2 separate regions of the Homo sapiens genome follow, and region 1 is linked to region 2. A link is an interaction called in ENCODE POLR2A ChIA-PET data of the cell type or tissue named here. Cell type or tissue: A673. All regions are shown on one strand. Each heading gives the region's core, and the rest is flanking DNA. Links, peaks and the distances in the headings are about the cores only. Region 1 overlaps TRIM38 (tripartite motif containing 38). Region 2 holds the start of SLC17A1 (solute carrier family 17 member 1).

What was found. ChIA-PET counts read pairs that join two places held together with the same protein. Peaks named below come from ENCODE experiments on the same cell type or tissue, not always from the same donor. Only the 100,000 strongest peaks of a DNase experiment are listed, where the experiment ranks them.
Region 1: POLR2A ChIA-PET joins it to region 2 with 23 read pairs; 2 of 35 experiments call an interaction of 5 or more read pairs at or near these places.

The regions. Positions count from the first base shown.
Region 1 is chr6:25,980,648-25,996,575 of GRCh38, forward strand. It overlaps TRIM38 (tripartite motif containing 38), which reads left to right. Exons shown (of 8, transcript NM_006355.5): 8 at 2,517-10,584. The coding sequence ends at 3,040. It overlaps LINC02980 (long intergenic non-protein coding RNA 2980), which reads left to right and starts at 12,020. Exons shown (of 3, transcript NR_186645.1): 1 at 12,020-12,271. RefSeq lists a silencer at 11,829-12,138 and an enhancer at 12,129-12,338. In A673, for the core only: no CTCF peak of the experiment used is centred there; no DNase peak of the experiment used is centred there; H3K27ac peaks cover 1,002 bases.
Region 2 is chr6:25,824,421-25,840,348 of GRCh38, forward strand. SLC17A1 (solute carrier family 17 member 1) reads right to left here and starts at 7,632. Exons shown (of 13, transcript NM_005074.5): 1 at 7,574-7,632; 2 at 6,104-6,187; 3 at 2,041-2,213. The coding sequence starts at 6,137. It overlaps LOC124901285 (a long non-coding RNA gene), which reads left to right and starts at 11,734. Exons shown (of 2, transcript XR_007059518.1): 1 at 11,734-12,112. In A673, for the core only: no CTCF peak of the experiment used is centred there; no DNase peak of the experiment used is centred there; H3K27me3 peaks cover 1,311 bases.

The DNA of each region.
Region 1 (15,928 bases), core at 4,852-8,851, 160 kb after region 2:
TGGCTTCAAGTGATCCGCCTGCCTTGGCCTCCCAAAGTGCTGGGATTACAGGCATGAGCCACCACACCTGGCCCTTCTTCCATTCTTAATAATGCTCTGACTTAATATCTTTTGATATAATACTATAACAGTATATGACTATATTATCTATCTTTTAGCTTCCAATCTTTCTATATGTTTTTGTTGATGTGTCACACCAATAGATAGGTGGAATTTTAAAAATCCAATTGATATTTTTTCTCTTAAGTGGTATTACCACCCCGTAAACATTTTAATTTCTCAACATGGGTTTTCCTGGGTCATTCAGGTAATATGAATTGAAACCCCAAACTTCTGTGAGTCAGGCTGATAAAAGCTAACTGAATAGAGTTTGAAAAAGGAGGGTATTTACAAAGGTGAGGAGTTGGGAAATCCACAAGGAACAGGAAGCACCCAGAACTAGGAACAGTTAGAGAGCCATCACCTCCTCTGGGCCTCAAGTGGCAGGTGTAGGGAGCTGTAACTATACTAGAGTGTGCCCAGAGGCAGAGGAATGCAGACCCTCCAAATCATAGCGTGGGACTGGGGTACTGAATACTCCCAAGGCTGCTTCTTTGTGCCCTATGGTCTCCTCTGGTGCTTCCCATTGGCTGAACCAAGCCAGAGGGCGGAAAGCCTGGTTAATCTGTCCATGTCAGCCTTCCTGGGCACAGAGCAAGACAGGGAAAAGTGAGGGATTATTTGGAAGAACAAACAGAGAGCATCCAGCACAGGAAGTGTTTCTGAATACTTGAATTCCTTAATTGTCACAGACCAACTGATCAACATTTAACTCAGTAGCACAGTGGTTTCTTAACTCTCTTGTTAGAACATCCTATTACCATTTTTTATTTTTAAAACTGCATACTGTTCAGTATCTCACTTTAGGTTATCAGATCTTTTTTCTGTCTTGTTTGATTCTAGTCTGATATTTTTCATGTATATTGGTCCTCAGTGTATTATTATCTCATACTAATGCTTATGGAACATTATCTGAGGGGAAAGAGAAGAGCTTACAATTAAAAGTCATGGGACTAGGCATGTGTCATGAGACCTGGGTCTTCCAATAACAAGCTAAGACATTAGCTGAGTCATTTTCCCTCTCTGATTCTCAATGTTGGTGGTTATTCAGTAGAGAAGGGAAAAGGTATCTTTCTGCTCAACTGTCTCATGATTCCTGGAAGTCCTGCATGGGAGAAGAACTTTGGACAGGATGGTAACCATATTAACAGGTTAGTTCTGTACCTTGGCATCCTTGAATAATTAAGACGAAGATGATGTTGATGATATCATTATTACTACATGTTGTTAGAAGAGCTGAAGCAGGACTGGCTTGTCTGTCATAATGTAAAAGAGTCTTGGAAGATGTCCGGGGTCCAGGGTCCAAAACCCCTCGTGGCCTTTGGAACACCAAGCTCTGTGCCAAATGGTGGAAGGCTGCCCTGCCGCACCACAAATCTAAGCCTAGGGCATAAAACCCCTTGTGGCTTGGATGGAACCCAGGGCTCAGGGCATAAAACCCCTCATAGCCTCTGGAAAGTGCACAGACTTGTTGGTTCCTTGCTTTTCACTCATAAACGTGTCCTCTACTATCTCAAGCAGCAGAGTATATTCTACATGTGTCAAAGAAAATGCTAAACTGTCACAGCTACGCTTAATGCACCACTACCTTTCTACCCCCATGTCCTCATGCCCTCACCTGTTTACCCTCACGTCCTCACCACCTGCTTCTTTGTTTGATCACCAATAAATAGTGTGGGCTCCCAGAGCTTAGGGCCTTTGCAGCCTCCAATCTAGTGCTGGCACCCTGGACCCACTTTATGCACTCTTAACTTGTCTTTTCTCATTCCTTTGACCCCGCCGGACTTTGTAGCCCCCACGGCCTGGTGTTGGGCCTGATCACCCCAACAACTACCACTTATTAGGTGGTTACCATGTACCAGGAATTTTACCAAGCATTAAGCAAACATAAGCTTATTCAATCCTACCCACCATTCTCTGCAACAAATACGGTAATTTCCACTTTATAGTTAACAAACTGAGGCTCAGAAAGTTAAATGATTTGCCTAAGCTCACCCAGTTTATAAGAAACAATAGTTGGGTTTGAACACAGGCTGGTTTTATTGAAAATAACTTGTGGCTGGGCATGGTGGCTCACACCTGTGTAATCCAGCACTTTGGGAGGCCGAGGTGGGTGGAACACTTCAGGTCAGGAGTTTGAGACCAGCCTGGCCAACATGGCGAAACCCCATCTCTACAGAAAATTTAAAAAAATTAGCCACTTGTGGTGGTGCGCACCTGTAGTCGCAGTTACTCCGGAGGCTGAGGCAGGAGAATTGCCTGAATCCAGGAGGTGGAGGTTGCAGTGAGTTGAGATAGTGCCAGTGCACTCCAGCCTGGGTGACAGCAACACTCCATCTCAAAATAAAATAAAATAAAATAACCTGTGTTCTTCACAGCAACAAAATTATTTTTGTTTGTTTTGTTTTGTTTTGCAGTTAGTGTGACTCTGGATCCAGATACAGCTCATCACGAACTAATTCTCTCTGAGGATCGGAGACAAGTGACTCGTGGATACACCCAGGAGAATCAGGACACATCTTCCAGGAGATTTACTGCCTTCCCCTGTGTCTTGGGTTGTGAAGGCTTCACCTCAGGAAGACGTTACTTTGAAGTGGATGTTGGCGAAGGAACCGGATGGGATTTAGGAGTTTGTATGGAAAATGTGCAGAGGGGCACTGGCATGAAGCAAGAGCCTCAGTCTGGATTCTGGACCCTCAGGCTGTGCAAAAAGAAAGGCTATGTAGCACTTACTTCTCCCCCAACTTCCCTTCATCTGCATGAGCAGCCCCTGCTTGTGGGAATTTTTCTGGACTATGAGGCCGGAGTTGTATCCTTTTATAACGGGAATACTGGCTGCCACATCTTTACTTTCCCGAAGGCTTCCTTCTCTGATACTCTCCGGCCCTATTTCCAGGTTTATCAATATTCTCCTTTGTTTCTGCCTCCCCCAGGTGACTAAGGAAAAGAGCAGAAGCTCCTTGGTTTAACCAGCACAGAGAAAATAATATAAATCCCATAAGGGCAGACGTTTGGTCTGTTTTCTTCGCTGTCATTTCCTTAGTAGTTAGACTAGTGCTGAGATTTTAGTGGATATATAATTGATTTATGTTGAATATATGGACTTAGCAACTAAAAATACCACAGATGGTTAACCTGGACTGGGGCAAAGCAAGATAATAGTGATGATCGTATGTTGCTGTCTCCATCCGTCTTTAATGGGTCAGGGCTTTGATTTCCAAGGGTCTTCAGGTGATGAGTAGGGGTACCCACAAGTCAGAAGGTCTGCGTTCTCCTAGTTTGTTTGCTGCCATTTGAACTCATGTAGGGAATGAAAGAAAGCTGCAATTATCCGCCAACTGCATTTAAAACAAAACAAAACAGAAAAATCAAAATAACATTGACTCTTCCAACCACTGACATGTTGTTTAATAATCTAAGCGGCAGTCCTGGAGGCTACCAGACTTACTGAGTTCTACCTGAGAAACAGCCAAGCAAAGTGTGAGAGAAGGGTTAAGACTGGCTTACAATGAGATGCTTCAAATGAAAAGGGAATTATGAGTAAAATTGAACTTTGATGGGGGATTCAGTTCTGGAAAAGAATTTGGTATTTTCCAGTCTGCTAGGACCAATTACCTTGAAATATTTTAAAATCTCAGTAAATAGTTATTGCTGAAATGGCTGTTGGCAGTTCTTATTATGATTCAGAGAAGAGCAAATAGACCTTAACTTCATTTTGAAAAAGACCAAATTACCATACCCGAGTGAGTAATGACAGGACTACAACTAAAACATAAACAACATTAATGATGACCATAAAAAGTCACAAAATTGCTAAATGTTATAATTTAGAGTTGACATAAAAATTGATGGCCAGGCATGGTGGCTCACGCCTGTAATCCCAGAACTATGTGAGGCTGAGGCAGGTGGATCACTTGAGGTCAGGAGTTCAACACCAGCCTGGCCAACATGGTGAAACCCTGTCTCTACTAAAAATACAAAAATTAGCCGGGCATGGTGGTAGGGGCCTGTAACCCAGCTACTCGTGAGGCCAAGGCAGGAGAATTGCTTGAGCCTGCAGCAGCTGCAGTAAGCCAAGATCATGCTGTGCCTCAAGGAAAAAAAAAATTAATGTTTACTGATATTTGTTGAAGTCCTACAACATCACCTCTGAGAATAGGAGAAATGAAGCAACAGTTGTGTCTAGATGTCAGAGGCATGGCTGGGCCTCCATCTCTGCCTAAGGGAGATATAAAAGAGTTCAAACTATTGCCCATGTTCCCCAGGGTCAGAAGTTCTAATTATGATGATAGAGGCTGGGTTGTAAGTAGTAAGTGAAGGGTAGCAGAATATGCCATCTTTGGCATAAGAAGTATTTTGAGTTGAAGACAATTGAGAAAAAAAATAGATTAAAAACAAACAAACACCTCTGCCCTCTCCCTATTTGCCTAAAAGCAGGATATGAAATTGTGAAGGTGTCTTCTTACTCGGGGAAGAACAAAAGTTAGTCACCAGAGACTTTAGACTCTTATCAGCCTGGACATAGCACCAGAGAAGTCTTTTTTTTTAAAAAAAAAAAAAAAAAAAGGGAAAGAAAAAGTTGCCTTCCCACAATTTACTGCACTAGAAACTCAAAGTCCTTTTCGTCTTCCTTGTCACTTAAAAAATGTATTCTTTTCTTAAAATGCTATATAAGCCCAAGTTCTAAATCCTCTTTTGAGTATTCATCTCAGTACTCCCCTGTGTTTGTACAATGCACATGCTTTGTTTCTGTCTTGTCAATCTGTCTTTTGTTAGTCTACTTGATAGGGCCACAGATGGAGAACCTAAGATGAATAGAAAAAAAAGATTTTTCTCCCCAACAGAAGGATTATCGCCAGTTGCACTTGTTCTATATACCCGTAGTCTCGGTATGCTGACCCAGACTTGGGTAATAGGACCCAGTGGGTAACCGAGGAACCCCACCTTTGTGCAGGATCAGTGAAGATGTAATCTGGATATTCATAAGCTCTTCTCTACCTCTTGGCATCCCACAGTCCTGTGTTAATGTAAGTGTGGTCTTCCCCAGAAAGGGGAGGCCTCCCTAACATTGTTAAAGCCTAGCATATGCTGCTTAGAGGAAATTCTATATCCCTAAGCACTTAGATTGCTGAATAAGAAAGAATGATAATAAAATAAACAATTAAATAAAAGTTTTAAAAAATGAATAAAATAAACCTGTGGAAACTATAAGGAAGGCCAGAAGAAATATAAAATTGGAGATTAATTGGGGTGCAGGAAAGTTATGGAAAGAATATAAGTCCTGCTAGATAAATCATTAGCTATTTTAATAAAGAATACAGAAGAAAATAGGAACAAAAGAATATATACTGGAATAATTTTGAGAGTAATTTGAAGAATTAGATGCAAATAAATTTGAAAACCTTTAAAAAGAAACCAATGGCCTAACTGACCCAAGAAGGGAAAGAAAATCTAAACAGACTGATAAATACAAAATGAAATTCAGACACTTACAGAGCAGCCAGGCATGGTGGCTCACACCTGTAATCCTGTCACTTTGGGAGGCTGAGATGGGAGGATCACTTGAGGCTAGGAGTTTGAGACTAGCCTGGGCAAGGCTCCCATCTCTAAAAGAAAAGAAATTAGCTGGGCATGGTGGCATGTGCCTTAGTTTCAGCTACTCAGGAGGCTGAGACGAGGATTGCTTGAGCCTAGGAGGGCAAGGCTGCAGTGAGCCATGGTCATGCCACTGAATTCCAGCCTAAGTGACAGAGCAAGACCTTGTCTCAAAAAAAAAAAAAAAAAAAGTTACAGAGCTCCAACTAAATAATGTGGGGAACAAAAGAAAAAAGAAGATGATTTTATGGCTGATTTTTTTTTTAAGGAAAAGCAATTCATGTACCCTTGAAGATTAGATTAAGTTCTATAAAATAGCCCAAAATGACAGTGGCTGAAACAAGTTTATTTCTCTCCCATTTAAAGCAAGTCTAGATGTGGAAGTCTGGGAAGCCCAGAAAATCCAGGTCTTGTTTGTGTATGGAAACTCCAGAAAATCACAGATTCCTTCCAGCCACCCCTCAATTACCCCTGGGATCCAAGAGAGCCACTAAAGTTCCAGCCATCATACTCACAACCCAAGTTGTAGGATGGAAAAAAGGACACAAAAGTAGGGTGAAGAGCATGTGTGCAACAGCTCTCTTTTACTCTAGTGTCCTAAAACCTATCATAAAACCTTTGGCTTGCCTTGCATTAGCCAGAATTTAGTACATGGCCACACTTAAGAAGTCAGAAAGATTAGCTTTTTTTCCAGGGTAGTTGGCTGAAAATCAGGAGTTCTCATATTAAAAAACAGAGAAGGGACATCGAATAGATGACCAACAATCTCCTTCACACTCATACTATTTAAACTGTCCTAGTCAATGACCAAAAAAGAAAAGCCTACAAACTCATTGATATAAAAGCTTAACAAAGGTACTCCCCGCCCCCCGCCCGCCACACACCATCCCCAAAAGGAAATTTCTAATCCAATTAACAGTCTTAGGTTGGGCTGCTGAAACAAAATACCACAGCCTGAGTGACTTAAACAACGACAATTTATCTCTCACTGTTCTGAGGTCTGAGTTGATTCTTTGTGAAGGCCCTTTCCTAGCTTGCAGATGGCTACCTTCCTGCTATGTCTTCACATGGCAAAGAGAGAGCTAGCTTTCTGGTCTTTTCTTATAAGGGACCAGTCCCATCATGCCCATCATGAAGACTCGATCTGCTAGGATCTCAACTAAACCTAACTATCACCCAAAGAGCCCACCTCCAAAGACCATCACATTGAATGTGAGAGTTTCTACATATGCATTGTGGGAAACACAAACATTTACTTCAACTGTAACTATTGAAGCAAAAATGTCCCCCCACCATAGACATCCAGCACCACAGTAGTACATTTATTACAATTGAACTTACATTGACACGTCATTATCAACGAAAGTCTGTAATTTACATTAGGGTTTATTCTTGGTGTTGTGCTTTCTATGGGTTTTGACAAATGTATAATGTCATGTATTCACCATTATAGTATCACAGAAGTTTCACTGCCCTAAAAATCCTGTGTTCTGCCTTTTCAACACTTCCTGTCACCCAATTTCTATCAACTAATCTTTTGACTGTGTCCATAGTTACTGTCTTTTCTAGAGTGTCATACAGTTGTGAAGCAGGAAGCAGGAGTGAACTCCGGAGGCAGGGACTTTACTCCGGACCAGATTGAAGACTAGCCGAAACAGGGACGAGGTTAAAGCACCTCTCCATAAGACACGCCCACCAGCGCCATGTCAGTTTTTCGTTGCCATGGCAACAACAGGACATTATCGACTTCTTTCCTCTGTACCTACTCCGAAGTTACCACTCTTTTTCTAGAAATTTCTGCATAATCCCCCTTAACATGCACTTAACTAAAAGCAGGTATATTACTGCAGAACTGCCCCTGAGCTGCTACTCTGGGCACATTACTTATGGGTTAGCCCTGCTCAGCAAGGAGCAGTACCTGTTCTGCTGTTGTACACTGCTGCTTCAGTAAAAGTTGCTAACACCACCACTTCACCCTTGAATTCTTCCCGGGCTAAGCCCTAATTTTTGGCTTGCTTGCCCTGCATCAGTTGGAGTCATATAGTATGCAGTCTTTTCAGGTTGGCTTTTTAGTAACATACATTTAAGTTTCCTTCATGTGTTTTCATGGCTTGATCGTTTCTTTTCTTTTTCTTTTTCTTTTTTCTTTTCTTTCTTTTTTTTTTTTTTTTTGAGACAGAGGAGTCTTGCTCTGTTGCCCAGGCTGAAGTGCAGTGGCACTGGCTCACTGCAACCTCCATCTCCCAGGTTCAAACGATTCTCATATCTCAGCCTCCCGAGTAGCTGGGATTACAGGCTCACGCCACTATGCCCGGCTAATTGGGGTTTTCCCATGTTGACCAGGCTGGTCTCAAACTCCTGGCCTCAAGCAATCCACCCACTTCGGCCTCCCAAAGTGAATGCATTTCTTTTTAACTCTAAATAACATTCCATTATTCAGAAGTACCACAGTTATCCACTTACCTACTGAAAGACATCTTGTTTCCAAGTTTTGGATAAATTATGAATAAAGCTGCTATAAACATCTATGTGCAGGTTTTTGTGTGGAGATAAGTTTTCAATTCCTTTGGATAAATACTAAGGAGTGTGATTGGTGAATCTTATGGTAAAAGTATGGTTACTTTTGTAAGAAACCACCAAACTGTCTTCCAAAGTGATTGCACATTTTGCATTCTCACCAGTAATGAACAAGTTACTATTGCTACATATCTTTGCAACCTTTGGTGCTGACAGTGTTCTAAATTTTGGTCATTCTACTAGGTATGCAGTGGTATCTACTTGTTTTAATTTGCAGTTCCCTAATGACATGATGTCAAGCATCTTTTCATATGCATACTTGCATCTGTGTATCTTCTTTGGTGAACAGATGTTCAGGTCATTGGCCTGCTTTAAATCAGGTTATTTTCTTACTGTTGAGTTTTAAGTATTCTTTGTATATTCTAAAAATATTGTTCTTCATCAGATCTGTCTTTTGCAAACATTACCTGCCAATGTGTGGCTTTTCTTCAACACTTCTTTGTAAATTTGCAAGTCCTTTGAGAAAAGAAATGCACCCAAAGTATTAATTTGGCAATCTCATATCACGAGAGTACTCTAAAGCTAAATAAATTACAGTTTTTCAAATTTTGAATTAATTGATCTTTGCTATTGTTAGCAAGGTCTTGTATTCTTTTTTTTTTTTTTTTTTTTTTTTAATAGAGACGGGTCTTGCTACAGTGCCCAGGCTGGTCTCGAACTCCAGGCCTAAAATGATCCTCCTGCCTTGGCCTTCCAAAGTACTGGGATTACAGGCATAAGTCACCACGCTCAGCCATCTGGTATTCTTTAGCAACTGTTTGGTAACTTAATCTTTCACTTTTTGAAAACAAAAAATAGTTTTTTTCTCATAGTTTTCTAACAAAATCTTCATAACTGAAATAATTTCTCTTTATCACCTCTTCTTATAAATATGGTTTTCTTTTTTTAAATAAAAATTTAAGACATTTTATAACTGGCCAAATTTACTAGCTTAGATACTATTAGATAGTCAATATTTTTTGTTGGATATTTGATTTTTATTTCAGGCAACTAATATCTATTCATTTTTGCACTGTTGGAAGAAAATTACTGATCAAATTCACTATGTATTTGCAGAAAATGGCTTTCAATATTGTCTACTTTATCATCCTTTTTTTTTTTTTCTTTCTTCCTTTTTAGATACAGGGTCTCACTATGTTGCCCAGGCTGGTCTCCAACTTCTGGGCTCAAACAATCCTCCCTCCTTGGCCTTCCAAAGGGTTGGATATGTTTTATCTACAGTTTTGTTGTTTTGTTCTGCTACAGGATATTTGCAATTGCCATTTATCATGAAATTCATGACATACCTTCTTCCACTCTCCTTTTTATCTTTATTGTTCTGGTTATAGGACTAGCTTTGCATCTCTACTCAATTCTGTATCAGTAGTATGCTTTCATTTTAAATTTTAAGTTTGTCCATATGTATATTGACACAGGGTCTTGCTCTGTTGCCCAGACTGGAGTGCAGTGGCAAGATCAGGGCTCACTGCAGCCTTGACTGCCTAGGCTCAAGTCATCCTCCCACCTCAGCCTCCAGAATGGCTGGGACTACAGGCACGCACCACCACACATGGCTCATTTTTTTGTATTGAGACAGGGTTTCTCCATGTTGCCCAGGCTGGTCTTGAACTACTGGGCTCAAGCAATCCTCCCACCTTAGCCTCCCAAAGTGTTGGGATTACAGGCTTGAGCCACCATGCCTCGCTTCTACACTTATTTTTAATTCTAAAATAATTTATAATAATAAATATTAACAATTAGATTTAATTACTGATAAATATTAAATGTTAAATAGGTTTTATTAAATAATTAAATAAAAATGAAAATAATCAGTATTTCAATTTAATTACTAATTATAATTCACAGTTATCCTTGTAACTCCTAATGTCTATATAAAAGATTTTTATATTTTTTAATTCTTAAAATTTTATTATTTATTTCACACCAGGCCATCACTGTGATACATTTTTTAAAACACATTAAATTATCACCAGAAAAGTGCTGTGATGGAAAATATAAATTGAAATACCTTTTCTGGTTAGGAGAGTAATTCTGTTTTTCTGATAGAGAATAGAAGAGTCCTTCAGGCCCCTCCAAACTGTCATATTCCGGGCATCGGGTGTCCCCATCCTCACTTCAGTCCACAGGCAGGGTCCTCAGTCTTCAGCGCTCCTTCTCTTTCCCCTTTGTCTTGTGTCTCCTTGGGTCTCTTTTCTCCAAGACCTAAACTCCCTGAGGACAGGACTATTTTTTACATCTTGATGTCACTCCTGAGCACTTGCTTTAATGTGTTGGACACTGGGTCCATTAAAGATTGTATGTGAAATTATAAAAGAAACGTTTTCACCTTTCTGTGGTACAGCTATAATTTCTGGTTTCATTTACCAACTGGGTGAAAGTGGACCAGTGACACCATTTGTCTGGGCCTTCCTTTCCTGAAATATAATATTGGGGCAATAGTCCCTGGTTCTTGTAAGGTGTTCAGGCACAAAACGCTAGGCATGTAACATACTAAATGAGGTTTTCCCAGTTAATTTATATGATTGCAAAGGACGTTCATATACACGGTCTGCTAAAGAATTCTGGGGCCAATTAATCTCTGTGGCATGATGGGTAAGTCGATCCCTTCTCTGGGCGTCTATTACTTCAGAAAAGGCATGAACTCAATTTTAGGGACCACACAAAAAAATTTATTCACTATCGTGTAGGACTTGGTCATTAGAGAGCTTTTGTTTCTTTTTTTTAAAATTTTTTTTAATTTTTATTTTCGTGTATGTGAATTTAATGGAGAGCTTTTAAATAACCAGATATTTAAATAACCAGATAATACAGATGCCCGGCCTGCTCCAGACAAATTAGAAAAGTATGTAGGTGAGGAGGGACCAGCCAGAAGGCGGTTTCAGCTCTGGAGTGACACTGAACGTACTTCTCTTCCAGGGATGTCACGAGGTGTCAATTTCTCTGGCCTTACCCAGGTCCATGCCCGCCCCCAGGGGCCCCAAGAATGACTTCAGCACCCCACCCCCACCTCCCTCTCCAGATGTGGGTCCTGGGAGCGTTCAAGGCCCGTCAGTCACTCGAGCCACCCCTTGGCGGCTGGACCAAATCTTGGGCTGCCGCCTGGATCTGCAGCTGGAAAGCGCCGTGACCACCGGTGTCCCCAGCTGGAGCAGGGCGGGCTGCACGACTCGCGAGGACGCCCTGAACCGCGGCTTCCTCTTTCATAGCCGCAGGACTCGTGGTCAGAAGGCCGACTCCAAGCCTCAGCGGATCCACGAAATGGCCTCTTTGAGGCTGTGGTGAAATTTAAGATACCCTTTCCCTGCCATTGTTACTGACGTACTTCAGCAAACAGGTTAAAGTTCTGAAAGGACGTGGTCACGACTTTATATTTCTTACAGATTTGTGTCTCATGTTTTGTGCGTAAAAACCATTCGTCCTCATTTGAGATTCTCATATCCGTAATTCAGTTATACATAAAACTGAATTCAGTTATATCATAAAATGTTCCCATGCGGGGAATGATTCGTTGGGGTCTCAGCCTGAGGCCAGACGCAGCAGAGAGATCGGGAGTTGGGGGATGGCGGGCGGGGAGCGGAGAGGAGGCCGCCCGCCGCCAGACTCAGGGTCCAGCAGAGCAGCAAATGCTCCCCGGCTCCCAGCCAGGGCGCAGCTGCTGGCCTGGGGCCGCCCCTCACGCCGCAGGAGCCCCGCCCGCAGCGCCGGCCCTGCCCCTGGCCTGTGAGGGCGCCAGCGCCCCCTACAGCTTGCAGTCGCCCTGCGCGCCTCCCCGCGAGGCTTGTTTTCTAGCGCCTCTGGTGGGCCGCCTCCCGCAGGCCTGGTGTGAGCCTGGGGTCCGTTCTCACAGCTGGATCTGGGGTCTGAATGCCGCGCCCTCTGGAGAGCCACAGATGGGTCTCCGCTGATGCTTCTCTCAATTTCCTCTAAGAGCGAGAGCTCCGGGAAAGGAGCCGATCCTGGTGGAAGACTACAGGTCTGAGTCCACTGGACGAAAAACGAGGTGCGTTAAGAGACCGCGGGAGTGGGGAAATGGGGAAGTGAGGGTGGGGACTGGGCAATGGGGGCGGGACGAGAGGTCTGGGGCTGGCGGGGACAGGGCTTAAGAGAGAGCCACCCCTCCTAGCCTTGAAGCTGTACCGAGCTTCCCTGTGATATTTTAAAATGCAAAAGTACAAAAATTGAAGTAATGGAACTATGCGTACGCACCTCCTAGATTTTTAAAGGTTAACGTGTGACTGTGTTTACTTCAGATGTTCCTGAAATAAATGAAAATGACCAGTTAAAATGAAGGAAGAACGCGCTTGCGTCCCTCCTAGAGGTCAAACACTCTTCTGAGGATAGGTTGTATGCTCTCAGCGCCTCTTTTTATTAAAAGTATTAAGAAGTACTTTTCCAAATATTAGATGTAGTGTGTCATATCATTTAAACGATTTTTTTTGTTTAAAATAGTCTTTTAAAAATAATCTTTTTATTTTTAGATTTTTTTGAGACAGAGTCTCGCTGTGTTGCTCAGGCTGGAGTGCAGTGGCGCCATCTCCCCTCACTGCAACCTCTGCCTCCCAGGTTCAAGTGATTCTCCTGCCTCAGACTCCCAAGTAGCTGGGATTAAAAGCGTGAGCCACCACACCCTACCAATTTTTGTATTTTAGTAGAGATGGGGTTTCACTATGTTGTCCAGGCTGGTCTCGAAATCATGACCTCCACTAATCCACCTACCTCGGCCTCCCAGAGTGCTGAGATTACAGGCATAAGCCACCGTGCCTGGCCACTTTAATCATTTTTGTTTTTGCATCTAGTCTAAGAAATTCTGCACTAAAATTCTGCACTATTTTCTTCTAAAATTTTAAAACATTTTCTATCTGTGTCTTTGTTAGATGTAGAAACTTTTGTGTATGATATGGGGTATAGCTATAATTTTATTTTTATTCCATATGAAAGCCAGTTTCTCAGCCCAGGTAATTGAATAGACCATCCTTTCTCCACCAACTCTTAAGGCTACTTCTGCTCTATTGTGTTCATAGTAGTTTCTAGGCTTTCTGTTTTGTTGTACTGATTTCTTCACCTATTTTTGCATCAAGGCTCTCCTCTTGGGGAAATAAAACAATCCTGCCAACCAAAGACCCCTCTGGATCCTCAAACACGCCATCAGCATGGAAGGCCGCTATGGCATAGCGAGAGATAAATAGGATTCAGGCAGTGCTGTCCTTACATCGCAATCATTCAGGTAGTTAGCAGGAGCATCAATCAGTACAGATATCCAGAGCTGATGGTCTTATTTGTATGAATGCCCAGTGCATATGGGATTGGAGGGGAGGGCTTGGAGTGGGATGAGGGGCTAGTGGGATCCAGAAAGGGGCTAGTCTTCAGGTCTTCCCTGGAGAGTATGTAATCTCTTATAACTAAGTGTTGATTTTTGTTTTGTTTGTACCTTCTTTAGATATTGAAGTATTCGCTAAGGCTTAACATGTAATATATTTAAATCTTCATATGAATACGTTTATCTGATAGATTTTGGTGAGACATAAACTATGAAACAAACAGAAAGATGGAACATGAGAAAGGGTCAAGGGTGGCCTTGGTTAGGGATGGCAGCTTTTACAACTATGAGCTAAGATAAAATTTAGAAGGTTTTCTTTTTATTTTAATTAATCATACCACTATTTTTCTCCTTTAATTTCCATATATAATGAGTTGATTGTAGTATTTTTATTGTGCTTAACTATTTTAAGATAATAGTTGTCTCTCCTCATTTTAGCAAATAATATATTTAATGAAAAATCAACTTTATTGAGGAATAATTTATACACAGTAAAATACACCTGTATTAATTATACAATTTGATGCGTTTTATATACCCAAACAGTTACTACTGTAATCAAGTTACAGAACACTTCCGTCAACCTAGATAGTTTCCATTTGTAGTATCACCTGTGCCGCCTCTTCCATCCTCTTGGCCCCAGGCAGCCACTGATGTACTTTCCATAATTACAGCTTAGTTTTCCCATTCCTAAAATTTCATATGAATGGAATTTATATCATATGTATTTTTTATTTTCCTTCACATTTTTGAGATTCATCCATTTTGTGTATATATCAGTAGTTTATTCCCTTTTATTGCTTTATAATATTCCAAGATATAGATATATTGCAATTTTTTTTTTTTTTGAGATGGAGTTTCCATCTTGTTGCCCAGGCTGAAGTGCAATGGCATGGTCTTGGCTCACTGCAACCTCCGCCTCTTCGGTTCAAGTGATTCTCTTGCCTCAGCCTTCCGAGTAGCTGGGATTACAGGCGCCCGTGACCATGCCCAGCTAATTTTTTAGTAGAGATGGGGTTTCACCATGTTGGATGGGCTGGTCTCAAACTCCTGATCTCAGGTGATCCGTACATCTTGGCCTCCCAAAGTTCTGGGATTACAGGCATGAACCACTGCGTCTGGCCGATATATTACAATTTATTTACCCATTCACCTGTTGATGGACACGTGGGTTGTTTCCAGTTTATAGCATTGTGAAACAAAGCCAGTATGAACATTTGTACATGTCATAGTATGGACATGTGTTCATTTATCTGGGAGAAATGACCCAGAAATATTGCTGGGCTGTATAAGTGTTTAATTTTATGTTAGAAACAGCCAAACTTTTTTCAAAGTAGTTGTAACATTGTCCTCTTACATTCACAATATATGAGAGTAGTTTCCTCCACACCCTTGCTCACCCTGGGGATTGTCAGTCCTTTTAACATTAGCTATTCTGTTGAATGTGAAGTATCTCATTGTGGTTTTGACTTGCATTTCCCTAGTAACTAATGATGTTTAAAATCTTTTCATGTGCATACTGGCCATTTGTATGTTTTCTTTTGTGAAATGTCTGTTGAAAACTTTTACTCTTTGTTTTGGCTTGTCATCTTACTAAGTTATAAGGTTCCTTATATTTTCCAGGTGCGAGTCCTTTGTCAGATACATGTATTATAAATATTTTCTCTCAGCCTGTGATTTTTCTTTTTCTTTTCTATTTATTTATTTATTTATTTATTTTTTAGGAAGAGTCTCACTTTGTCACCCAGGCTGGAGTGCAGTGGCACCATCTTGGCTCACTGCAACCTGTAGCTCCCGGGTTCCAGTGATTCTCATGCCTCAGCCTCCTGCTTTTCATTTTATAATGTTTTTTGAAAAGCAAATTTTCACTTTTGATGAAATTTATCATTTTGTTATTTATGTTTTATAAACTATAAACCTGTTGTTTTGTTTTAAAGAAATCTTTGCTAATCCTAGGGTGTTGATGATTTTCTCCTATTTTTTAAAGAAGTTTTATAATTTTAGCTTTTACATTTAAGTCTATGGTCTATTTTGAGTTAATTTTTGCATAAAGTTTGAGGTAAGGCTCCTGCTCCTCTCCCCCACACCGGATGTCTACTTGTTCAAGAAACATTTACTGAAAAGACGATTTTTTTACTTATTAAATAGCCTTGACACCTTTGTCAAAACCAGTTGTCCATAGATGTGTGAATCTATTTCTGGGTTCTCTGTTTTGTTTCACTGATCTTTGTGTCTAACCTTATACCAATTCATTCTGAAATACTTTCCAGATTACTATAGCATTTTAATAAAATTTTGATTGAATAGTTTAAGCCCTCGGACTTTTTTCCTTTTAAGTAT
Region 2 (15,928 bases), core at 4,601-8,600:
TAAAAAAGAATAAATGAAAGTGGAAAATATTTTATTTTGAATTGATCTAAAAGATAACTTTTTGTTGAAGGAATGTTTTGAGTATTTATAACATATAGATACATAAAATGAATAACAGTAGTCACAGAGATGGGAGAGAGGAATTGGAAATATTCTGTTACGAGATGCCTTCATGATACATGAAATAGTATAGTGTTATTTGGAGGTAGATTTGTATTATTACAAATGTATATTATAAAACCTATGGAAGCTATTAAAATAGTTTTTTCAGGTATAAATGATATATCAAGAGAGGAGATAAAATTCAGTCATATAAAATGCTCAGTTAAACCCAGAGAAGGCAAAATGTGAATGAAAAAAAAATTAACAAAGAACAGATTTAACAAATAGAAAACAGTTACCAAGTATGTATTTTTCTATTCTTCCTTTCAGTTCTCACAGTTTTTGCCCCCTATATTTTGCTGCTCTGTTGTTAGGGATACACATGTTTAGAATCATTTGTTTTTGGATAATTCACTCTTTTTATCATTGGGTAATGCCCTCTTTATCTCTGGTTATCTTCATTGCTATAAACTCTGCTTTGTCTAAAATTAATATAGCTACTTCAGTTTTCTTTTGATTTGTGTTTTCATGGTTGCATAGTTTACATCTTTCTTCATCCCTTTACTTCTAACTTATCTGAGTCTTTATATTTTAACAGGATTTCTTGTAGATAGAATATTTGAGGATCTTTATTTGTTATCAATTCTAACAATTTCTGTCTTTTAACTGGTGTGTTTAGAACATTCACATTTAAAGTGATTATCAATATAGTTGGATTAAAATCTACCATCTTTTAACTTTTCTTTTGTGGTAAGCCTGCTGGCAGTAAATTCGTATATATGAAGGGAAAATTGAAGGACAAAAATTGAAAGACAATAAAGGCTTTCTCAAGTTATAGCTACAGCTTGAAATTTTACAGTCTTTCAGTTTTGTCAATAATTTTATTGAATACAGAATTCTAGGTTGGCAGGGGTTTTCTTTCTTTCAACACCTTAAAAAGTTCACTTTTCTCTCCTTATTTGCATGGTTTCTGATAAGAAGTCTGCTGTAATTCTTATATTTGTTCCTCTGTAGGTATTTTCTTCCTCTGGTTTTATTGAAATGTTCTTTTTGTCTTGGTTTTCTGCAATTTAAATATGGTATGCCTAGGTGGCTTTTCTTTGTTTTTGTTTTTGCTATTTATCTTGTTTGGTGTTCTCTGAGCTTCTTGGATCTGTGGTTTGATGTTTGTCATTAATTATGGAAAGTTCTCAGCCAATTTTTGAAAAAAATATTTCTTGTTTCCTATTCTCTCTGGCATTCTGGTCATGCACATGTTACACCATTTGATACTGTCTACAATTTGGGAAAGATCTGTTAATTTTTTAAAATTCTCTTTCTCTTTGCATTTCAACTTTGGGAGTTTCTATTGACCCATATTCATGTTCACTAATTATTTCCTCAGTGGTGTGGAGTCTACTGATGAGCCCCTCAAAAGCATTCTTTGTTATAATTTCCTTGATTTCTAGTATTGCTTTTTCATTCTTTTTATAGTTTCCATCTCTTTACTGACATTACCTATCTTGTTTTTATTTTTTGCTGCATCTACATCTTCTGGTAGATAACAACTGATTATCTTCCAGAGATGAAATTAATGAAACATTTAAATATCCTGCAAGTCAAAAACTTTAAAAATGTAATGTGTCTTCACCTTCCACTCCTAATTTAAAATGCTTTCCCTTTTTTTCCTCTTGTCCAAATTTCTTGATTGTAAAGAAGCCCTAACTCTTGGGTTTTATTCTCTCTCACATAGAAGGATTTACACAACAAGCCCTTCAGAAATACTGAGGCATACTTTAATCATGGGACATTTTATTTAGGTCACTCCTGGCAAGGTAGATGAAGACTTGAGCTTCTTTTTCAAATATAGTATCATATCAGTACAATTCCATATCTACACAAATTAGTTAGCAAGACAGGCTTTTAAACATTTGACTGTGGGGAAAATTATTGATGTACCTTTATATTATCCAGGAGCTTCTTTGTGGAGGTGTTGGGCAAACCATGTGGATCTGTGCTATTCACCATGACTACCATTGTGAGGTTCAGGCACGCACGCTGTGCTGTTATTATAACATTACAACAGTGCACAAGGAAAGACAATCCATAGCGAAAGGAACAGAAACCTGGAACTACAAAGTAAAACAGAAAGTCGCAATTGCTGACAGAGCTGAGATAAAAACATACTTTAACTATAGGAGGGACATTCAGAAATTTGGAGCCCTAGATATTAATTTAAAATTTTATTGTACTTAATGACCTTTGATAATTATTATATAATAAGAAGATGTGAGACTGATATAATAATACCATATTCTCCTTAAAATTGTATTTCCAGCTAGAAGTTCCAAGAAAATCAAGCCAATCTTTCAAGTTCTTTGGCTCAAGTCTATTTTTTAAAAGACCCTTTATAAATACCCTGTGTTACTCTTGGACATAAGTCCCCCTAATTACAACAAAGACATTTTCTGTCAAGAAAACTATTCCTTTTCCAACATTTAAAAAATACTCTGGTTGAAAGACTTATATATGCCCAATGCAGAGAAAAAAATGGCATTTTAAAAAAATGTAATTACTTATTGATATAAGCTAGAGTAATCAGTTGGTGTACAGCCAAACAAGTTCATTGATGGAAGAAAGTAGGGAGTCCAGAAACAGATACACATATATGGTTAACTTTTTAAAAATAAATGTACTAATGCAATCCATTGGAGGAAAGTAAAGTGTTTTTCAACAAATGGCATTTTTTTCAAGAGAAATACAGGTATATGTCTACAAAACAACACATACAGAAATGTTTATAGTAGATTTATTCAAAATAGCAGAATGTTTGGAAAGAATGGACATATCATGGTATGTTAATACAATGCATATTACTCAGAAATAAAAGGAAAGAACTACTTATACACAACAATTTGGATAAATCTGGATGAATTTCAACAAAAACATGTTCAGTTAAAGAAGCTAGATACCAGACAGTATATACTATAGGAATCTAGTTTTATGAAGTTCAAAAACAGGCAAAGTTAATCTATATGGCCCCCTCCATCTCCAAAATCAGCAATGGGAACCTACTTTATGTTGAATCCCTCTCACACTTTGAATCTAGCTACTCTGCCTCTGACCTGTACAACCAGATTTAAAGGGCTCATGTGATTAGATCTCTCCTAACTGCATAATTTCGCTATTTAAGATTAACTGATTTGGGACCATAATACATCTGCAAAACCCCTTGAAGCAGCACCTAGCTTAATGTTTGCTTAAATAACTGGGAGAAAGTGTGTATACACCAGGGGCTGGGAATCTTGAGAGAAAACTTAGAATTCTGCCTACTACAGTCCACCATCTGGCCCTTAAAGACTCATGTTCATTTCACGTGCAAAACATATTCACCCATTTCAAGCTTCCCAAATTCTTCATCTTATTACATTATCAGCTCAAGTTCAAAACCTCATCAAAATCTCATAGCACAAAGTCCAAAATCTCATCATCTAAATCAGGTGTGGAAGAGGGGCCTATGATTAATCCCTCCTAGGGCACAATTTCTATCTGTGGGCTTGTGAAACTAAAGAGACAAGTTATATGCCCCTAACACTTTTACCACGTAATGGTGGAACAGGTGTAGGATAAAGCTATAGACATTCCAGTTCCAAGGTGGGAAAAATAGAGGAGAAAAGGAGTCATCGATCCATAAAGGTTCTGAAGTTCAGCCAGGCCAATGTTGGATTTTTCATAAGGTCTGGAGATAATTCTTGTGGCTCTTGGCTCCACCCTCTGGGCTTTGGGCTGTATCCTCTGTGCTCATTGTTCCACCCAAGAATAAAACAGGGGCCAGGGAGCTTGGGTGCCATCTTGGAATTCTGTCTACTGCACATTCATAGTTAACTAAGAATTTTTTATTGCAAATAAATATTAATATCATAAATAAATAGATTTTTTATATCTATTGAGATAATCATACTGTTTTCCTCTTTCAATTAATTTGTGTGGAGTGACATGTATACATTTTCTAACATTAAGTTACTCTTTTATTTTAAGAATAAACCTGACTTAGTGTTGGTGGTTGCTTTTTTAATGTTTTTATAAATTCTTAGATTTGTTTTGTTCTGTTAATATTTTATTTAGGATTTGGTGTCTTTATAATTTTCATAAGACTATTTTGCTTTATATATTGGAAGCTATTTTATTAGATAATAAATATTTTACATCATCTTACCGAATTGAATTTTATATCATTTTGCAACATTCTTATAGAATCGTTTGAACTAGCAAAAGACTGTAAACAAATTAGATGTTTATAAATCAGTGACCATTTAAATAAATTATAATATATCCATCCATACCAAAGTCATTTGCAGCTATAAAAATGCTAAGGAAAATCTCTGCCAAAAATTGTGGAATACTCTTTAGATAAACTGTTAAATGAAAAAAAGCATTAGTACCCAACAAATAGTTGGCTAGTTTTCTGGCCAACTGAGCTTCCGTTGTTAAAAGATAAGAATATTAGATAAAATATGCTTAAAATAAACCATTTTTTTAAAAGCATGGGTGATCTAAGAGGAAAGATGAAATATTCAGGCCAAGGGCTTAGTGAAGATGGGGGCCTCAAAACATAAGTTGGGCCTTGAAGTCAGATGTTTCACTGTGGACTTTTGATCTTGGGATTTTTGGCCTTCCATGATATGGGGACAACAGGAATCAAATACCAAGGTCCTAGCGATGCGATAGTGTATAGTAGGAGACCCTCTCCTAAAATGCTTGGATGTCAAAGATTTACATGGTTCAATGGAGGATGAACACATTGCCCCCTTATCTTGTCAGTGGACTGCCAAGAAATTTTGTGCCATATGAACTTAAGAGCTGAATAGAAGGGGGTAAAAGAATACCCCTGAGAAATTTAATCATCAGCCAGCCCTTCCTTTGATTTGCTGCCTAAACTCAGTATCATAGGGAAGTGAATGGATCTAGAAAGCTATCAGAAACTTTGTAAACACACCTGCAGGAGTCTCTACATGGTAAAAGGGAAGTCATTGTCACCATGTCAGAGAAGGGCTCATTGTCTTAGTCATTTAGGGGTATGCTTTTGAGTTTTACTCATTTCTCTCCTCCACATTGCTCCAGGAAGTCCATGAATTATGTCTAAACAAGTTTTAAGTTAAAAAGAAGACCACAGGGGGAATTCTAAAGTGTTTGGGATTGAGTAATAAGAATACCGCATATCAAACTCATGGACAGAGTAAAATGTGCATCTGTAAATATATTTATCAAAAAAGAAAGAATTTAAACACTTGGAAACTGAGCAAAGGAACAAACCCAAAAAGTCTAAAAGGAATTAAATGCATAAGGGCAGAAATGAATAATATATAGAAAAAAACATATATATATAAACTTTGAATGCAGATTAAATGGACAACTTAAACAATCAAAATAATTAAGTATCAAAGTTGATACAAGAAGAAATACATAATTTAATATACAGTAACTTTTTCATAAGTTGAAAAAGTATACAATCTATCGCTCATCTCCTTTTCTGGGATTTTGTCCCCTATGACATTGACACAACGCTAAACCAATAGCAGTAATCCTTTATTGTCATTACACTACCCTGCCTAAAATAAACAGCTTCTCTCAAAAAATATTCAGTACACATTCAGCTGTTGATGTCCAAGAATGCAGGGACTCAAGAACATTCATCCTGCCTTACTTCCACTTACAGATCTATCTCTCTTTCTCTTGGAGATGGAACCAAAATAGCCCAGTTTTTTCTGATATTTTCCACTAAATGATAAACTGACAAGTGCGCAAAAATGAAAATAAAGTGTAAGCCACCAGAGTATGTAGAATCTTTTTATTTAGGGCTTTTCTGGTGGAAAACCATAGTAGGACTGGTTTCTTCTACCTTCTTTTCTGAACATTTTTAAGACCCCATATGTATATCACAAAAATATTCTTCCACATGGAATCTGTGATGTAATATTTAAGAAAAAGAACACCTGTTTAATGGAACAGAATAAAGTGCTACCTTTTTTGGGAGGCAACCGGTTATCCATTTGCATACACGGCTGAAGTTGCTTCTCTTCTTGCTGAAGGGTTTTGCCTCCACCCACTGTGAGTGCAAAACACGTTGATGTCAGCATAATGTAGAGAGGCAACTGACCAAACACTACCCAGTACTCCTCTCTGATTTAAAACCGCTTCCAAGGATAACTTGCTCCATCACAGCAGTGCCCATTCACCTCCATTATGTGCTTCCCTTGATATTTATTTTACTTTTGTGATTGTTTTGGTTGATTAAAAATATATGGAAGACCTGAAAACTACAGAGAACAAACAAATAACCCTGCCAATCCAGAATTCTAAATCCGTGATAATATTCCTCCAAAGTGAGAAATGGAAAGAATTCATTGCCAGTAGACCTGCCCTGTAAGGAACACTAAAAGAAGCCTTTCAGGCAGAAGGAGATTGCTATAGGTCAGAAACTCGGCAGTATGAAAAGAAAGGAAGAATGTCAGAAAAGGAGTAAGCAAAGGTAAAACAAATTCCTTTTTTCCCCCTGTATCTTAATAGAGCTGGAAGATACTATCTGCTTATTGATAAGATCAACTCAAGCAGAGGCTAATCATTCGTTACACGTCCACATGCCCCTGTCCGTATCTTCAGTTTCCGTGGATAGAGCAGCCACTGATGCAAAGCTTTATGGCAGGAAGCTCAGTGGAGAATCAGAATGGAGCAGTCTCCTATCAGGCAACCCCTTACCATCAGAATTCAGCACCAATATGTGCTGGTCAGGTTAGACCTCAGGATTTTACCATATCAGATTATATGATACCTAGTGCCCCAAAGATACCAAAGTCCTGAGATTGGATTTGCAAAATATTTTTGAATAAGCAATTTGTCAACCATCATTATCACACATTGGAACCTCTTCTGGGGCTGCTGTTTATTTCAATACATATATACATACACACCAAATGCACACACAAACCACCCATACGTATGCACCACATACATACATACAACATAAACACATGGTACAAACTCCCCTTATGTTCTCCACACATACACTCCAGACACATAGCAAACCAAACATATAAATACGTTACAATACTGCATCCTCAAAACGGAAGTACAAACTACAAACACCACACACATAACCACACACACACATAAATGATGGGCACAGATGCACCAGGCGTACACAGTGTGCCACACACATTACAGACACAGCACACCACAGCTATACAAGCATCACACACTGTACAACACATACTTCTCTTTCCTTGTGTCCCTGTGAACCTCACACTGATTGCTAAAAATATGTTCTTTTTTCTCTTGTGAAAAGCCTCAGAAGATAGGGCATATTCCACCCCTCCCCACATTTTCCCCTATTGCTAAGTACTTTCAATAATATCTTTGCCAGGGAATGCCCCCTTACGGCCCTCTGGGGAATCAACTGATTGCTCATTTCATTTAATGAGCCCCGTAGACTAACCTGATTCGGGACAAAAAAGTGATTTCTTCTTCCGCTGTGAAGACTTTTCTCTCAACTTTACACAATATTGACTTTCTAGGATTACCAAGTTTAGCCCCATAAATCATTCACCAAATCTTTTGACATCACTGTGTCGAAGTTAAAAGCTTAATTTTTAACTTTACTGTTACCTTTTCCTTAAAGCTTCAGGGAAGGTGTGTGGGTCAAAATCATCCAGTGGACCAGAAACTGGGAATCTGCCAGTAATTTCATGGCATAATAAGCAGACACCCTTAGTCTCTCTCCCTGCCCAGGAGGTAGAGCTTGCCTGCCATAAGTGCTCTCAAGATTTCTCTATTAAGGATGGCTCTGAGTATACAATGCTGTTCTCACAGGAATGTTGTGGCTTTCTAAATGCCCCATAAATGCCATATTAAATTTTTACTCTTAATTCCCTTCCTTCCTTTCTTCCTCCTTTTCTTCCTTTTTTCTTTCTTTCTTCCTTCTCTTTCCCTTCTTCCTTCTCCCTCCTTCCTTGCTTTCCCTCCTTCCCTCACCCTGTCTCCTCCACACTCCTCTCTAAACAGTACATCTGTTTGACATTCAGCATACTCAGAAAGAGGTACATTTTATTGAGGCATGTCCTCTGGAAGGTGTGGCTTCTCTCATGGCTCTTCCTGCAATTACTGTAGGTTCTGGTTCATCCACTTGGTTATAGCAATATCCAGAAACATTAAAAAAAAAACATAGAGAGACAGGATCTCACACTGTCACCCAGGCTGGAGTGCTATGGTGCAATTATAGCTCAGTGCAGACTTGAACTCCTGAGCTCAAGGGATCCTTCCACTTCAGCCCCAAGTAGCTGGGATTACAGGTATGCAACACTGTACCCAGCTAATTGGTAGAGACAGGGTCTTGCTGTGTTGCCCAGGTTGATATCAAACTTCCTGCCACAAGCAATCCTTGTGCCTTGGCCTCCCAAGTGTTGGAATGACAGGCGTGAGCCGTCGTGCCTGGCCCCTAATACTTTTAACTTAGAACTCTTTGAAGGTAATCTACTAATTACTTAAAAATATCCAAGCACTAAAATCAGTGATTTTGCATTATAGGTAATTTATTTCATGCTTAACAAGTTTTTTTTTAATTTTTATCATGCTTTTAAAGTGCTCATTAAATGTTTGGCACATAGCAGATGCTCTGTAAATTCAACCAGTTATTTTTTTCCTCTAAAGAAATGTTGTAAATCTTTAACCCCTTTGCCCAGGAGACTTTGATGTTGTTATTCAGTTAGATTTTTTCTTTTTCAAAAGTCCAGATTCTGCTGGTCCTCTTCTGTGTGTTGCAGAATGTTTGTACTGTCCTGTTTCATGCTGGGCAATTTCTGGCATTTTCTGAAAGAGGAGCCCTTTTAGTGATTGAAACCCCTAGGTCAGCAGTTGTTCAAAGTCCATGTGTTAAATAATAACACTCCCATCTGCCATCAGTATCCCAGTTCTGGATACTGATTACCTGAAGGAGAACCATCTTTCTGTTTGCTGGCCCCAAAGCTTTCTGCTGCTCTGTGAGATTCTTTGAAATTGTTTCTTTTGGATTCTGTGTTTTATGTATTAAATTTTTAAATTTATCATTTTATTATGGAAATGTTTAAGCATACAAAAAAGTAGATCAGTTTAAGATAACTGTGTACATATTCACCCACTTCAATAATTATCAATATTTGGCCATTTGAGTTTTCATTTGGCCTTTTGAATGTTATCAACAACATTCAATGGTTGTTTTTTGTAGCATTTTAAAGCAGATCTCAGACATTATGTCATTTCTTCTATAAAACATTCAGCATGGCTATCTAATTCATTAGGACCTTAAAAGATATAACTAACATGGTATCAGCACATCTAGTAAATAAACAATAATCCCTTAACATCACCTAATATCCAACCTTTATGACAATTTTCCCAATTGCTTCAAAATTGTGTCCTTTATATTTGCTTGATTTAAGTGAGGATTTGAATAGGATCCACATAATGGCGCTTAATTGTTACGGCTGTCATGTCTCTTATTTTATAATAATCCCCTCTCCCAGTTTACATTTGCCATTACTTAAAAACAACAACAATAAAACAGGATCCCTTGCAGAGTGTCTCTCCTAATTGGTTTGGCTAATAGCTCGCTTTTAGGATTATTTGATATATTTTTGTATTTCCTTACATCCTGCAAACCGTGAGGTTTATATAGAGGCTTGGTTAGATTCAGCACAAAAACAATTCACAGGGATATGGGATGATACAGGGTACTATCGCTCCGTGTTGGGAGGCACATAATAGCAGGTTGTCTCACTTTTAGTGGTAGTAAGATTAATCAGTAGTTTCAGATATTCTTAGCCTGACTTATTAATAAAGTTTTCACCAACATTTCACCTATGGCTTTTAGCTACAGTTAGTAAATGTTGCCTAGATCTATCATTTGATTAGAAGTTATAAAATGGGCCGGGCGCGGTGGCTCATGCCTGTAATCCCAGCACTTTGGGAGGCCGAGGCGGGTGCATCACAAGGTCAGGAGATCGAGATCATCCTGGCTAACACGGTGAAACCCCGTCTCTACTAATAATACAAAAAATTAGCCGGGCATGGTGGCAGGCGCCTGTAGTCCCAGGTACTCGGGAGGCTGAGGCAGGAGAATGGCATGAACCCGGGAAGCGGAGCTTGCAGTGAGCAGAGATTGCGCCATTGCACTCCAGCCTGGGTGACAGAGCGAGACTCCGTCTCGAAAAAAAAAAAAAAAAAGAAGTTATAAAATAGTGATTTTCTAATTCTATCATGTCTCCTTCATTTATGAGCTAGAATTTTTTTATAAAAAAGGAAATTTACTTTATCAAACATTTGGTAAGCTGGAAATACAGATTTAATAGGAAAGTTACCATAGTTACTTGATAAAGTTCTAAAATAAGTTAGTGTCTTAGCAAAAATGACCAAGTACTATTATGACCTCATGGATTTTATTTGATGTTTTACAGTCTATTGCAGTTCTTATTCCTTTTCGATGCTCCAATTGTTCCTTCTTTGGTCAGTGGGAGTCCCTTCAAGCTGATTTCCATGTCATTATGATATGACTCTTGTGGTCTTGAATAGCTTTCTTGTCTTCCAACACACAAAAAACTTTCCAGCTTCCTCTTATATATTTTCTTTTTTTTCTTTTCTATTATCAGATCTGGGCTTTCTTAGGAAGTGCTGGCTCCTTTCAGCAGGAAATAATGTTTAGAGACCACACTCTGAACACTAAGTGCTCATTGTTCCTGGCTCTCACTGCTTTTAGATGTTTTCAGTGGAAGAACTTGAAAAGGGTATTTTTTTGAAAAGAAATTATAATTTTTTCCTTGTATTTCTAATTCAAATTTAGGATTAGGGCTATTCTCAAAATTCCTTTGATTTTATAGTCTTACATATTTCTCTTTTGTTGAATATCTTTGTTCCCAATGAATATACTTTTTTGCTTTATTATAGCATGCCTGTATTAACATGAAAATAATACTAATAGGATTGCCAAAATCAACTGCTGCCTTCCCCAGAAACAGATCCTGAGATGAAGATTAATGTTAAAGTGATGTAATGGTATTTTCGGGAAAACAAACCAACAACAAAAATAGTAAGGAGGTTGGGAAGTGGGCAGGGAAAGAAAGGAGACCAAACAAGGGTACAAAAACAAGCCAAGTCTGGAGGAAGGTAATTTTGGACTAATGCTACAAGAGAGCAGTGGGAACAGTGTAGTCTGCACCTCAGATTCATCCTAACCAAAGGTACAGAAGTTAGAGTATTTATATGCCAGTATCCATCAGTGGTTGGCTACAGGGTATCAGGTTTTGAAGGGAAGGCATGGGTTAAAGAAAGACATACACACACACACACACACACACACACACAGAGAGAGAGAGAGAGAGAGAGAGAGAGAGACTGGCTTAACAGCAAATGCTGGCTTTATGTCCAGCATTAGACCTACAGATGTGGGAGACCAGCTTAATGTCAGGGCCCACCGCTGCTTAAAGACTGGGGCAATTTATAGCTCTGGGCAGGAGGGATCTGGCAGGGGCGCGGCCTAATGCCTGGGAAAATGTTGATTACGTGTTCCCAGGATGAGGCCGTTCTAGCCCTTTTTCCGGCTGAATGTGGTGTTCTTTGCACTTTCACACTTTCTCCCAGCAGAATATGATAAGAGGCAGGCTGTTTCTTATGGCCCAAACCCCCATGGAATGTTTCACTTTGACCAAGGTCTGAGAAATGGCGGTGGGGGAGGCTTACAAAGTGGTGTAGTTTGGACTAACATTCTTGCCTTCTACTTTAATATAAAAGGGAAAGGGGTGTTGTTGACTATCTGGTTGCTTCCTGCTGAACAGGGGCTCTGTTATCAGGGTTGGGGTTTTGAAGTAGTGGGTGTCCAACTTCAGAGTTGTTTTCCTGGAGCTGCTGATACCAAACTTGGCAGAGGAGAAGGATGGCATCAATGGGTTTCTGGGTGGTTGCCTGGACAAGGGAGTTCAGCCTTCGGGAGATAAAGCAGGATATGCAGGTGAGTACACATGGGCCAATTGTTAGTATTTGGAGGAGGAAGGTTAGGGGTCCTAAGAAAGCGGTTACCCAAGGCGTATACTTTAGGAGGGATGACCCGTGCTACCAAGAGTTAGTGACTTGATGTTGGATTTCTGCATCCCTGTTACGGAGCCCATGGGCTTCTTCGCGAACAATACCAGATTCATAAACATTAAAAAGCATTCTTCTTGGAGATATACACATGTGCCCCCATTTTCAGTGATTAGCAGGTCTAGGACCCTTTGGTTTTGGAGAATGACTCCCACAAGAGAGTTTATCTGCCTTGGGAGGCTTGCAATGGAAGTATGCATGTCCTCTAAGGTATTATAGAGGACTGTAGAGATTTTTTCAATATAGGGAAGTTGAGGTTGATATACTTGCTATTCCAGTGCCAAGTGCATCTGAGATGCTTAATCCTGTTACCAGAGGAATAAGATGTAGAGCCCGCTTAGTGCGTGTGGAGGAAGATGAAACAGAAGCTACCAAAGGAACCTGGATGGTCTGGTTGTTTAGCAAAATGCTAATGTTTGAAGATTGAAACCAGGGTGTACGTTCTTGACCAAATTGCCGGCAAGCAAAGATAAGAGTTTGTGCCATACAGAAAGAAAAGACCGGGGATTGAGAGGCAAAAGTTGTAAGTGAATGTAGCGAGCTATGAGAAGATAGATAGGGGTTGAATCCCGGACAAACTTTTTGTTCCGACATTTTGTTTCTCCAGGTTGAATAGCTATTAGCAAGGGAAGCCCCTGTGAGGGTCTGATAGGGAATGTTGGTGTGGGAGGATGTGAAGGCTGTTTGGTTTTGGAGAGAGAGAGAGAAATGGGTTTTTGTTAACTAACAGCCATTGTGGCCCTGATGGGGCAGAAGGATATAGATTGCAGTTGAGGGAATTGTGTGTGCATTTTTTTTACCAGGGGGTAACCTTGGGTTGGATACATGAAAAGCTGGGCCAGCACAGAGGGGAGGGATTGATAAGAGGTGTTTTATGGAATCGGGCTTGTAACATGTTTAGTTTAGAGGTTATGAGGTGAAGGATGGTGACGACCCTATGTGTGATGATGTGAGTGGATTTGATAGATTGGAGGGAAAGGTGTTTAGCTGAGAAAGATTATAAACAGATTTCAGGAGTGGATTGGCTGAGTAGGTAAGATGCAGGTTTATTCTGGACCAGGGTTATGTAGTTAGGTTAACAGAAAGGGCAGTGAACTTCTGGATTTGTGTGGACTAACAAATTTAACAGTTGGAAGAAAGACGGGTGTGTGACTGATTTAAGAGGCAATGTGTGAGGTTGACGACGGGGGCCTGACTGCCAGAGGTTGGGTGGGGTGGGGGGAACTTAGAGTACCCCACAGACAAAGAAGACAAAAGGAGAAAAAGGAGATTTGAGAAGGAGTGAATATTTGGAAGGCCCTGCAGCCATAGCTCCTGGATTAATGTGAGAAATTGGAGTTGACTATTCAGGGATCTGGGTAGGGAATACCAGGAAATATCTGAAACAAGATATGAGATAAAAGATTTACAACTGGAGTTGGAGAGTGTTATGGACTAGGGCCTTCTGGATTGGCAACTTCAGGAATTTTTAAGTGCAGTGAGGTTGGTCCTGTGAGGGAGGAAGAATATTTTGGGGGTGAGGAAATTGCTGAATGTGGATCTGGTGCTCTTTTTAGTTTGGAATGGTGTGTCCAGTGTGGAAAAGATGTTAGCTTTGCCTCTGTGGGAGTAGCTAGGATAACCTGGTGAGGGCCCAACCACTTAGGTTGGAGAGGGGCAGAGGAGTCTGCGATACAAACCCAGTCCCCTGGTTGTAAGGACAGGGAAGAGTGTTTTGAGGATGGACTTTCAGGCTGGGGCAAGTAAGTGTTAGCGTACTGTCTTATTAGATGTGTGATATATATTCCCTCTAAAACTTGATGAGGTTTATACCTTTTTTTTTTTTTTGCCAAGTTTTGTGATTCTTTCTTAGTGGTAGGAGTTTCAAGATATAACTTGTTCTTTACCTTGGAGATGATATTCTGGCATATTTGAGACCACTGGATCCCTGAAAACTTCACTTATGTGGCTAGTCCCTGACACTTTGTAGGCTTTCTCTCCCCTCCCTTGGGAGTGTATATATTTTTACATGGCATCCAGAGTCCTTGTTCCTTCTTGCTATTCAGCTCTAGTTAACATAACTGCATGCTTATAGTGAAACAATGTGATGTTGCAGATAATCAAGATCCTTTCAGATTGTGTTGTGAAAGAGGCTGGCAAGTTAACACATTCCTTGACAAAACTGTGAAAGAAGTACTGTTGTCTATCCCAAGTCAATGCAAACTACTTATAATCCTCCTTTCCCATGGCTCTTCCAAAGAACACACTCGCCATACTAATACCTGTATAGGAAGTGACAAAGCCTCTGTTGATGTGTTCCATCTGGCACACCATATGCAATTAAGGCTACCACTGGATCCCATCTGTGGTGGTCCTCTACCATCTGCCACAGTCTATTTATTCTGGGGCCACATTGGTGAGTTGAATGGGAATACAATAGAGATCATTACTCTAGCATCTTCTACATCTTTACAAATGGCATTACTGTCTGCTATTCCACCTGGGCTGTGGTATTGCATCTGAATTACTAATTCAGCAAGAGTGAACTGTTTTTGAGCATTTTCATGTAAGCTTCAATGATATTAAATCCTGAGTCACAGCAATGTGCCCTCATATTAACAAGATCTCCCTTATCTGGACTTACCTTCTGCCCCCAACACTCTGGTCCCATATTCTAGGCATGCTCTCCTTGTCCCTTCCACTTTAGCAGGGCCAGCACTACACTATTTGGACCATCCTAAGCCCTGACCTAGCTATTTGTCAAGTATTCAGGTTTACTATTTGTTAAGGTAATAGAGAACATGAGGATAGAATTTGAATAAGCAAGTATTGTCTTGCAAGGCATCTGTATCAGCTGTGTTTTCTGCATGGGAATCTTCAGGAAACGGGATGCTGCCATCCCGCAGCATGGGGTACTGGGATAAGGATACCAATAAGTTTGAGGGTAAATTTCAGGCCTTGACTTTAGCATGAGACTTCCCAGGACTTGACTTTAGCGTAAAGTCGAGTGTTTGTCTTTGTGTTTTCTGCTACTCTGACAATCAAATCCTGAGTCTGATCTTCAGAACATGTCTGCCCTCTGCTATTGGAGATCAGGATATCTTTAAATGCTGCCAGGGAAATTTTCTGACTTTCACACCATTCTCTGATGTAATTGGCCATCTTGAGTACATCGGTGATCATGACCACCATCAAACAGCCAACTTCAAAGTTGTTCTAATTGCCATTTCCACACATTTCTCAAATGCTAGAGTTATTGACCAAGCCAGTGCCTTCCCTTACACCTGTATCCCATCTTTCATTCCAATGCACAACAGGACAGAGTCAGCAGTTGTAACGCTACAGCAGGCCCGGGTTATCACCAATGCTTTTACAAACATCAAGGGGGGGTCCCTGGGCCGCCTGGCTTGTCAGTGATATAACTCTGGAAGTTATTATAAGAATCTGCATCCTAGGTCTTCTTGTGGAAACAACTGGCTTAGGTCACATTCTTTAGAAGCAGACCCTGAGATGAGGATTCCTGTCAAATGATTCATTAGGATGTATTTCCAGGGAAACCTGACTGAGGAGAGCATAAGTAGATCTGGAAAGGATATAAAGTAAGGTCCAGTTCACTTCTTAGGGGATTTGGGAGATCGTGTGGACCTCGCTTGCCAAGCAGAAGCAAAGGGAGATGGAGCATTTATATCTGTATAGTGATGCTTTG